Regions from separate parts of the Homo sapiens genome. Here region 2 is linked to region 1. A link is a contact called in ENCODE Hi-C or POLR2A ChIA-PET data. All regions are on one chromosome and are shown on one strand. Each heading gives the region's core, a stretch centred on a gene start or an enhancer-like site at or near the end of the contact. The rest is flanking DNA. Distances are from core to core; before and after follow the strand shown. Region 1 overlaps TENT4B (terminal nucleotidyltransferase 4B). Region 2 overlaps ZNF423 (zinc finger protein 423).

Evidence for each region. A loop is a pair of places that touch in the nucleus more often than their neighbours do. ChIA-PET counts read pairs that join two places held with the same protein, here RNA polymerase II (POLR2A). Pooled maps may share reads with other maps.
Region 2: a map with no recorded cell type shows a loop between it and region 1 (5-fold over the local background). The contact joins two enhancer-like sites. A Hi-C loop is called at or near these places in 1 of 37 single-sample maps with no recorded cell type and 2 of 50 pooled maps. POLR2A ChIA-PET finds 5 or more read pairs at or near these places in 1 of 52 experiments (AG04450).

Annotation. Positions count from the first base shown.
Region 1 is chr16:50,192,100-50,197,194 of GRCh38, forward strand. The region is part of intron 1 of TENT4B (terminal nucleotidyltransferase 4B); the gene reads left to right. Among named protein-coding and RNA genes, the nearest start is that of TENT4B, 41 kb to the left of the region's middle. Within about 2 kb of position 3,417, at least 5 of the 41 ENCODE cell types and tissues checked have a DNase peak (open chromatin) inside an H3K27ac peak, as active enhancers do.
Region 2 is chr16:49,594,061-49,599,146 of GRCh38, forward strand. The region is part of intron 5 of ZNF423 (zinc finger protein 423); the gene reads right to left. Among named protein-coding and RNA genes, the nearest start is that of LINC02179, 130 kb to the left of the region's middle. RefSeq lists an enhancer at 2,879-3,399. Within about 2 kb of position 2,276, at least 5 of the 41 ENCODE cell types and tissues checked have a DNase peak (open chromatin) inside an H3K27ac peak, as active enhancers do.

The DNA of each region.
Region 1 (5,095 bases), core at 2,167-4,666:
CGCATGGTGGTAAGCACCTGTAATCCCAGCTACTCAGGAGGCTGAGGCTGGAGAATGCTTGGACCTGGGAGGTGGAGGCTACAGTGAGCTGAGATCACACTCCAGCCTGGGTGACAGAGCAAGACTCTGTCTCAAAAAAAAAAAAAAAAATCATTAATAAATGTGATCTTTTTTCTTCCTATACAACAAGTTGTCAAGCAAGTATGACCTTCTTAATTGACCCTTTGACATGAACTGGGATGAGATCGTGGAGGATGTTGAGGAGACAGTTGTTACCATAGTGCACTTCTAAAAACTTTAATTCTATAGATTTCTTTAAAATTTTTTTTAAAATTATTATGAGTACACAATAGGTGCATCTATAGATTTCATTACCCTCAAATAAATGTACAAGGCAATGCAGAGAAATGCACAGTGTAACTTGGTAGACTTGACCTATCAAGTTACTGTTGAATATATTATGGAGCCTGTGTATTACCAGGGGCAGCAGACTTTTCCTGTAAAGATAGTTGTTTTCAGCTTTGTTGAATCTGTGGTCTCTGTCTTAACTACAACTGAGAAAGCCATTGACAATATATAGATGAATGTACATGACTATTCTAATAAAACTGTGTACACTGTAATTTGAATTGCACATAATTTTCATGTGTCTCCTGTATAATTCTTCTTTTGACTTCTTTTCAACCATTAAAAAATGTAAAAACAGGCCAGGCGTGGTGGCTCATGCTTGTAATCCCAGCACTTTGGGAGGCTGGGTGGATTGCTGGAGCCCAGGAGCTTGAGATCAGCCTGAGCAATGTGATGAAACCCTGTCTCTACAAAAAATTAGCTGGGCATGGTGTTATGTGCCTGTGGTCCCAGCTACTTGGGAGGCTGAGGTAGGAGGATTGCCTGAACCCGAGGAAGTCAAGGCTACAGTGGTTTGTGCCACTGCACTCTAGCCTAGGTGACAGAGTGAGACCCTGTCTCAGTGAATGAATGAATACATTATTAGCTTGTGGACTATACAAAAATCAGAGGCTGGAGGTGAGCTGGGTATGGCCATTGGGTGTGGTTTGCTGACTTCTGGTAGAGAGGAATTAGGAGATGTTAAAGGTGGTGGAACTGTCAGATACTTGCATTCTTTTAGAAATACTTTGGAGTTAGCTTTTTGGTTCAGGCAAAGGACCAAAGGGTTAGGAGAGTCAGGCCGGTAAAGAGGAGTGGTGGGCCCATAGCAGCAGTTCCTGGAGTTTTTTTTTTTTTTTTTTTTTTGTGAGACGGAGTTTTGCTCTGTCGCCCAGGCTGGAGTGCAGTGGCACGATCTCGGCTCACTGCAACCTCTGCCTCCTGGGCTCAAGCAATTCTCCTGCCTCAGCCTCCCGAGTAGCTGGGACTACAGGTGCCCACCGCCACGCCCGGCCAATTTTTTTCTATTTTTAGTAGAGATGGGATTTCACCGTGTTTGCTAGGATGGTCTCGATCTCCTGACCTCGTGATCCACCTGCCTCGGCCTCCCAAAGTGTTGGGATTACAGGTGTGAGTCACCGCGCCTGGCCAGGTCCTGGAGTCTTTAAGAGGAGGTTTGTCTGATGGTTGGTTGGACAAAAGCCTGGGCATGTTGTCACCTTCCATAAGTGTTTGTGGGAATGTAGGTAATGAGGAGGAGTAAAGGATTCCTGAAGGATGAGGAGGAGGGCTGGTGGCTGCCATAGGAAGTGATCACTGTTTTGGCAGACCTGTCTTAGAGTAATGACCGTCATACTCTCTCATTGCCCTTGTGAACTCATGAAATCCCATGGCTGCTAAAGCTGAAGGTCAAGTGGGGACTTCCCGGCCACTGGGCTTAGCACCCCACAGAGCTGTGGAGTGGGCATTAATGTCCCTTTTTTATAGATGCGGAGACTGAGAATGAGGACTGTTGGTAACTTTTGAAAGGGCACTCAGCTAGAAAAGTCTGAGCCAGGATTTCAAGTCCCATGGCTTTACCTCTGTGGTCCTAATATTTGGTGTGTTCAAGTGAGATCTGTTTTTTTCCTATTTCATTTTGATTATTGATTTTCATAAATTTTTTTCTCTTTTGAGATAGTATCTTCTCTCTCTTTTCTTTTTTCTGTTCTTTCTTTCTCTTTTCTTTCTTTTTTTTTTTTTCTCTGAGACGGAGTCTTGCTCTGTCGCCCAGGCTGGAGTGCAATGGTGCAATCTCAGTTCACTGCAACCTCTGCCTCTCGGGTTCAAGCGATTCTCCCATCTCAGCCTCCTGAGTTGCTGAGATTACAGGCACCTGCCATCTTGCCTGGCTAGTTTTTGTATTTTTGTAGAGACGGGGTTTCATCACGTTGGCCAGGCTGGTCTTGAACTTCTGACCTCAGGCGATCCACCCGCCTCTGCCTCCCAAAGCGCTGTGATTATATGCATGAGCCACCATGCCTGGCCATTATTTCTTTCTTTCTTTCTTTTTCTTTTTTTCAGGTTCATTGAATTTGCTTTGAGACAGGGTCTTGCTCTGTTGCCCAGGCTGAAGCGCAGTGGTGCAGTCATGGCTCACTGGAGCATCAATTTCCTGGGCTCAAGCGATACTTGCACTTCAGCACCCCTCCACCCCCACCCGCTCCTTTCCCCCACAGTAGCTGGAACTACAGGCGCTAGCCACCGTGCTTGGCTAATTTTTTTTTTTTTTTTTTTTTTGAGACGGAGTCTCGCTCTGTCACCCAGGCTGGAGTGCAGTGGCGCGATCTCGGCTCACTGCAAGCTCTGCCTCCCAGGTTCACATCATTCTCCTGCCTCAGCCTCCCAAGTAGCTGGGACTACAGGCGCCCGCCACCATGCCCGGCTAATTTTTTGTATTTTTTAGTAGAGACGGGGTTTCACCGTGTTAGCCAGGATGGTCTCGATCTCCTGACCTTGTGATCCGCCTGCCTCGGCCTCCCAAAGTGCTGGGATTACAGGCATGAGCCACTGCACCCGGCCTGGCTAATTTTTAAATTTTTTTTTGTAGACTGCCCAGGCTTGTTTAATTGATTTTCTATGTGATCTTAGGGAAATCGATTATTTCCCATAAACATTTTTTTAATTAGAAGTTAAATTCTGCCTAGTTTGATTCACAGGATTATTGTGGATGACTGAAACAGAGAATAGGTAAGAGCTTCTTTGAAAAATATGAGGTACCATACAGAAGTTAGATGCTTTGTCCTGGTGATACCCCCTCCAAAGCACAGCTAAGGAAATGTGGAAGGCACTCTTATCTCATCATATAGCTTTGAAAGCCTAGCATTGAAAGTACGAACTTGATTCTTTTGGAGAAATCCTTTGGCTCTCAGTGAGTTTACTTTCTATTAATGACTGTGTTAAGCGGAATGAAAACTGAAAGAGGAAAGGGGAGGAAGTCAGAATTAAGCAGGAAGAGTGAGCCCATAGCAGAGTCCAGATTTAGACCCCAAGCTACTTGGAATGATACTGGACAATTATGGGTGTGTTTAATGATGGTCCTGAGTCATGAAAACAAAAGGAGGCTTTAAATTATGTCTGGCTTAGTGTACAGCATATTTTTGTCATTATTCAAGTTTTAGCATGTAAAGAGGAAAGTGTGCAGTACTTATGCATATCATTTTCATTAATGAAACTAAATGAGGCCTCTTTAAAATTATCAGTGTTCACAGTATCTTCCAAAAGACATGTAAATGTATAAAGGTATAAAAAATATACATATAAATTTTACAATTTTGTGAGCTATATAGTAGATCTCTTATTTTGTCCATAGGTCTTAAAGATCTTATACTGTATTCAGGAATAAAGATAACTTCAGTGGGAGGCCTTTACAGGGCTAATGAGTAAGCATTATTTTGATAAAGTTCTGTGTTGTCTACAATAGATATAGTAGAAATACTCTTGGAATGGTAATCATCCCAGGCCCTGCTTTGGAGCGGAAGAAATAGTCAATGTAGAACTTTACAGTATATTGTACACAGATGTGCCTGCTAATAACTTCTGTAGACAGCAAAGTTTAAGAGAAATTAGGTGGTAAATGCAACATATGTATCTAAATAAATTTGGTCTGAGGGATTTGATAAGATGAAACAGTACATAGTCCAGAAAATTTTTATACTCAAAGAATTATAGAAAATATCTGAAATGTTTTCAGTTTTGTGCATATCCAGAAAATGTCATCCTGTGATCTGCTGGTTGGCAGCCCAATGGCAGTATTAGATGTATTGTTTTTATTTTGTTTTGTTTGCTATTTATTTGGTTAAGAGAGTTACCTAATTAGGAGTGTGAAAAAAAAGATTTATTATAGTAGTGGGCTTTTGTTTGACTTAAAACATTTTTGTTGTTACCACAGTATGAGTGCCTTGTTTGTGAAATTTGTTTACCGGGAAGCCATATACTTAGAGTAGCTTTTAGTTTATCATTATCATCATCATCATCATCATCATCATCATCATCATCATCTCCTTCATCATGAAAGGAAGAAGCTACCAATGTTGCTTTATTCTGCAAAAAATACAATAGATGCTTGTTGAAAGTATGGAGTGAAATCTTAAATATGTCTGTTAAAAAGAGTACAACTGGCCAGGGGTAGTGCCTCATGCCTGTAATCCCAGCACTTTGGGAGGCCAAGGCGGGCAGATCGCTTGAGCCAGGAGTTTGAGACCAGCCTGGGCAACATGGTGAAATCCTGTCTCTACAAAAAAAAAAAAAATAGACAAAAATTAGCTGGGTGTGATGGCATGCAGCTGTAGTCCCAGCTACAGTGGGGCTGAGGCAGGGGGATTGCTTGAGCCCAGGAAGTAAAGGCTGCAGTGAGCTATGGTTGTGCCACTGCATTCCAGTGTGGGTAACAGAACGAAACCCTGTCTCAAAAAAAAAAAAATAGTACAACTTTAAGCAGGATGTGGGCACATGCCTGTAGTCTCAGCTACTTGGGAGGCTAAGTCAGGAGAGTCACTTGAGCCCAGGAGCTTGATGCTGCAGTGAGATGTGATTGTGCCACTGCCTTCCAGCCTGGGGATGATAGCAAGACCCCATCTCTAAAAAAAAAACAAAAAACAAAAAAAAAACAGAGTACAACAACCTTTGGTAAACTTGGAATATAAAGGTGTTTCCTTAACCTGTTAAA
Region 2 (5,086 bases), core at 1,026-3,525, 600 kb before region 1:
GTCCTTGAGAACCATCCCCTCCCCTCAGCCCCCCAGCTGCCTGCCTTTCAGCTGGGGGGTAAACAGAAGTGGGGACATATCTGGATTAAGAACCCAGAGCAGTAAATGTTCCCTTCCAGATTGTGCAGGGTGTTAGACCCTGGTTCAGTTGTCTCTCTCTTTATTAAAAATTCCACACTTCCCTCCCATGCGCCATCCCCTCTGGCCCCTCTGGAATCTCTTCCCTGCCTCCTCTCTCCTCTCCTTCCATCAGAAAGTTTGGTGGAAAGAGATGGCCACACCCTTGCGGTAACACAGCCAGCTGCCTCCAAGCTGGGAAGCCCCCAGGCCTCTCTCAACAGAGGGAATGCTTACCTCTCTCACACAGACACACACACACAAGTGCATACTGACACAAACAGAAAAACACAGGCATACAGAAGAGGGGTTCACTGTCACACCCAACATACACACAACACACAGACAGGAATATAGAGACATACACTCCAAGATAGACACAAAAACACAGATAAACCCACAGATCCAAATACAAAGCATTAAACACATAAGACCACAAACACACTCAAAGACAAACACAAAGCACAGAAAGAAGCATCCAATGTGTTAGCCCAAAAAAACACCCACAGGCACAAAGACATCTAAACCCATAAACAGAAGACTCGAAACAAACTCACGGGGATGCAGATGGACAGGCGCAAATATAACACAAATTAGAGCACACACGGCCAACAGCAGCAAGAACAACATGATACACAGAGGCCACCACTCAGGCTCACAGACATACCCTCAGGAGCTACGACAGGCACACACAGGGCTGTCAACGCAGATGTCTTGGGAGAGCAAGAGGGCGGAAGGAGGCTGGTTCTTACAAAACTGGACCTTGGTCAGTTGCTCCCAAAACACAGACAAGGCCCAGCCAGGCTCTTTCAGAACTCCTTGGCATCCTCTTTCTTGTTTTGGTCCTTAAATTCCTCTCCACCCCACCACCTTGGCCATTTTCACCCTGAACACCCGGGTGACCCCAACAGCACGATCTGCGTCACAGCTAAAGGCGGGAGGGCAGGGAGTGCTGCTGAGGTGGGGGTGGGGGGGTCTCTCTTGTGTCCCCTCCTGTTGGTTTTCCTCCCCAATGAGGACAGTACAAAAGAGGGGCTCAAGAAGTTAGGGTTTCCCTGCCACTCCCAGCTCCAGATGGAGCTCACATGTGGTAAACCCACACTGGGACATTGTCCCTGGACATACTTCAGTGGCTACAGACAGAGGCTGAAAATCAAGGTCAAATCTTTCCAGAAACCCCAGGGCTAAACTGCCCTCCAAACAGCCCCTGATCCTGCCTGAACTTAAATTCCCAGGCGCACTCACTAGCATCTTCCTGCCTTCCCAGCCACAGACCAGCTTAGCCTGACTGATTAATAGGGAGAGATCTGCAACTCATATTTAGCACTCAACTGGAGGGATTCACAGGTAAGAATTCTATTTTAAAAAATAAAGTGCCCACCAGTACCTGCATCCAATGATAGGCTAACAAAATTTTTCTGTGCAGTTAGTTCTGAAACAGTAAACTAAGAAATGAACTCAAAAACCAAACCCAGATTCACTAATCTTGAAACATCCACCAAAATAGCACCAAACTTTTAAACCATGCTCGCTTCCTGGAAAATAAAAATATCAATTGTCTTTTTAAACCTCTATAGTATTTTGTCAATATTTTTTTATTACAGCAGAGAATGTATAAATATTTTATTATAAACCAAAGGCCTAAAATAAACAGTTTAGTAAATAGTTATTACATTACAAGGAAAAACATCTGTGGAAACTGCTTTCCATGTAATTATTCTTGCTATTTTACATTAGCGCTCAACGTGAATTTCTTTGGCACTAATGTTTCACTTGTTCTAAATCTTCCTCCTTGTTGCTATTATTAAAATCTTAAAAAGGTGCCAAATCTTAAATGAAGAAAAAAAAATGATTCACTAGAAATTATTCATATCACAGTGAGCCACTACTAAACCTGGCAGGGGTGCAGTATTTTCGGTGAAATTAACATAAAATATACAACTGCAAATTATCCAGGAAATAGCTATGTTCTTTACGGCATGCTTTTACATTGGGAAAAAAAAATGTTCTTCTTCATCTCGCACAAAGCCGCAAACAGCTCCATTCCGGCAAGTTTTAAAGGGAAAGTAATAGATTTGTCAAAGGAGCACGGGCTTTGAAAACAGACTAACAAATAGCTCAGGGGTGGATCAGCCTTAGGTAATTACCAGAGACAACGTCAGCCCTGGACAGCCGGAGTAGATAGAGAAGGCAAGAAAAACAACAGCCCGCAGCTTCCTTCCCCCTCGATTCCAGAGAATGTATTTCCTCTCGAAGGCCTCAGCCCTTACTCCTAAACACAAGAAAAACTGTAACACCATGTAAAATGCAAATCTTGCTGTAAATATTTTATAAAATTGTTGCATACATCCCAAAAGCTATAGGTCTTAATTGAGAGCAGGCGATTTTTCTAGTCAATATATGGAAATGGAAAATGCTAATTTGTGTTTTTCTACTTATGAAAAACCCTGGAGAACAGCAAGCCACAAATGCACTCACTTTAATATTATAAATATAATTTGGCTCCCTCTCTACCATCCCCACAGCCCTGGCTTTTATCTCCCCGTGGCTGCAGGAGAGAGACAGAGAATCGCTTTCACAGCATCAGCCCGGGAAGGTGGCCTTGCATGCTGTGCAGAGGAGGGGGATGTCAGGCACAGGGCTGTGTGCTTCCCCACTCCCACCTCTTCACCCCCTAGGGATTGGCAGGCAGGGATGGAATATGGCAGGGCCACACGCCAGGAAGCACAGCCCAGCCATTCTGTTCCAGCAAGGGGCAGAAGCAAGAAGGATGCCTGGGGTTTCGGCCACGTGGCTCCTCTCTGCCCTGTTGGGTCGGCTTGGGCTTCGGGCTCCATCCAACCACCTAAGAGCTCTCTCTGGGCATCGAGAGATCTCTCTGAAGGTCAGCCCTGGAGCAGCTGTGATGAACAGGAGCAGCTGGCAAGATGGCTGGAGCACTCCAAGTTGGGAGTGTCTGTTTCCAAACCACAAAAAGAGTAACGCCACTGCCAATGTTCCCCAAGAGCCTGCTCCTCTGGCCAGGGGAAGATCAGCCCACAGCCCAGGCCTCACAATGCACCTCCCAGTGGGAACCTGGGGGAGGAGGGTCTCCTACCTAGAGCTATCCTATCTACTCCAGTTGCCACTAGCCACATGTGACTACTGAGCAACTGAAATGGGGTGGGTCTACCCTGAGACGTGCTGTCAGTCCAAAATACACACCATATTGTTAAGGTTTAGTACGATAAAAGAATGTTAAAAAAGTCTCATTCATAATTTTTAAGTTGATTATATGGTACCATCATAATATTTTGGATATATTGGGTTAAACAAAAAGTATACTCTTTAATTTCACCGGTTTCCTTTTAATTTTTTTTTAAATGTGGCTAGTAGAAAATTTGAAATTGCACTTGTGGCTCGAATCCTATTTCCTTTGGACAGCCTGCTGTAGAGGATGCTCCAGTCTGCCGTGTGCAAGCCTGCCTGGTGTCCATGCATGTCGGTGCCGTTCTCTTAGGTACCGTGTAAATGGGAGGCCCCCAACATTATGATTCTAGAGCTCTGCAGTTCTCAGAGTTTGGGATTCTGTGATTCCAACAATCTGCAAGTCTACAGCTCTAAGAGGGCACAATACTCAGAGATTATATTACTATTGGTTCTCTGCATTTAACACAGACTTTACAAATACCATTATGAAGAGGGCAGGACCACAGCCCTGGCCTTGTTCATTCCTCAGTCAAAAAGGGCTGGAATATTTGGTAATCACAGCTACCTTCCCCGCATCCTCTCCTAAACCCAAACATAGCTCAACCCTCCCTACGGCAGCCTCCTGGGTGACTCCCACCCTCCCTTACTCTCCCCTGCCCACAATGCAGAACAGGTCCTCATGGGGAGAGCTTGTCAATCACACACAACCTCCTTCCCTGGGTAGTATCTGCTTCCTGGAAACTGTTCCTCAACTTCTCCTCACATGTGTGTATTTGAAGAAAACAGCCAGAAAGAAGACAGGAGTGGTGAGAAGGACACATTTAGAGTTAGGTAGCCTGACTATACCTCCAGGCTGTGCAACTTTCTAGCTGTGAGAGCTTAGGTGTGTTACTGAACCTCTCCTTGCCTCCATTTCCTCATCTGTCACATGGGAACAATAACTCCTACTTTATAAAACTTTGAGGGAAAACTGCAATAATGCACGTAAGGTGCCTGGCCACAGCACACACTGCATAAACAGTGGCTCTTATTCCTTTTACCATCATTATCATTTTTGTCATTCCAGAGCTGGCACTTGGAGCATCATTCCTGGGGGCAGAAGCAGTGAAGGGAAACAGGTGTCAGGCCAGAGTGAAAACCTGTGTAGAGGAGAAAGGGGGCTGCCTGGAGATTTGTGGGCCCTCGCTGCTGACAGACCCCAGCTGGCTGGTGAGCACGCGCACTGGGGACAAAACTGGGTAGGGCATTCCACTGTACAGGAAACTGAGCAAGGGAGGCCATCACGCCAAAAGGCCCAGGCCTGGCCCTGCAATCCTGGCTGTGCAGAGACACCTGAAAGTCCAAGGTAAGAGCTGTCTGCTGAAGAAACTCACTGCTTCACTTCCACATGCTTTTGGAAATATCCAGGGAAAAACTGAAGTGGTCGGGGGTGATGTTAGGACTGGATGCAGATGGTTTATAACTACTGCAGCACTGTAAATGGTTGCTTCTAAAGGGTCTGAAAGTATTAGGCTGAACCACATGAAAATGTCATTTTGGTAGGTTCAAAACTGGATGCTCAACTTACTATCTTTAACACCTGAAAGTGGGGTGACTATTGGCTGGAATGAAAGGCTACATGGTTTCGAAGAAAGCCCCAGTTTCTGAACTGTGAGTTGGAGGCCACACTTCACACCAGGCACCCCGGGCTCAGCAGAAATCCCTCCCTAACTGTACACATGTGTGTGCACACACATAGACACACACAGACATGCACACAACATGCTTGTCTGCCTTTGAA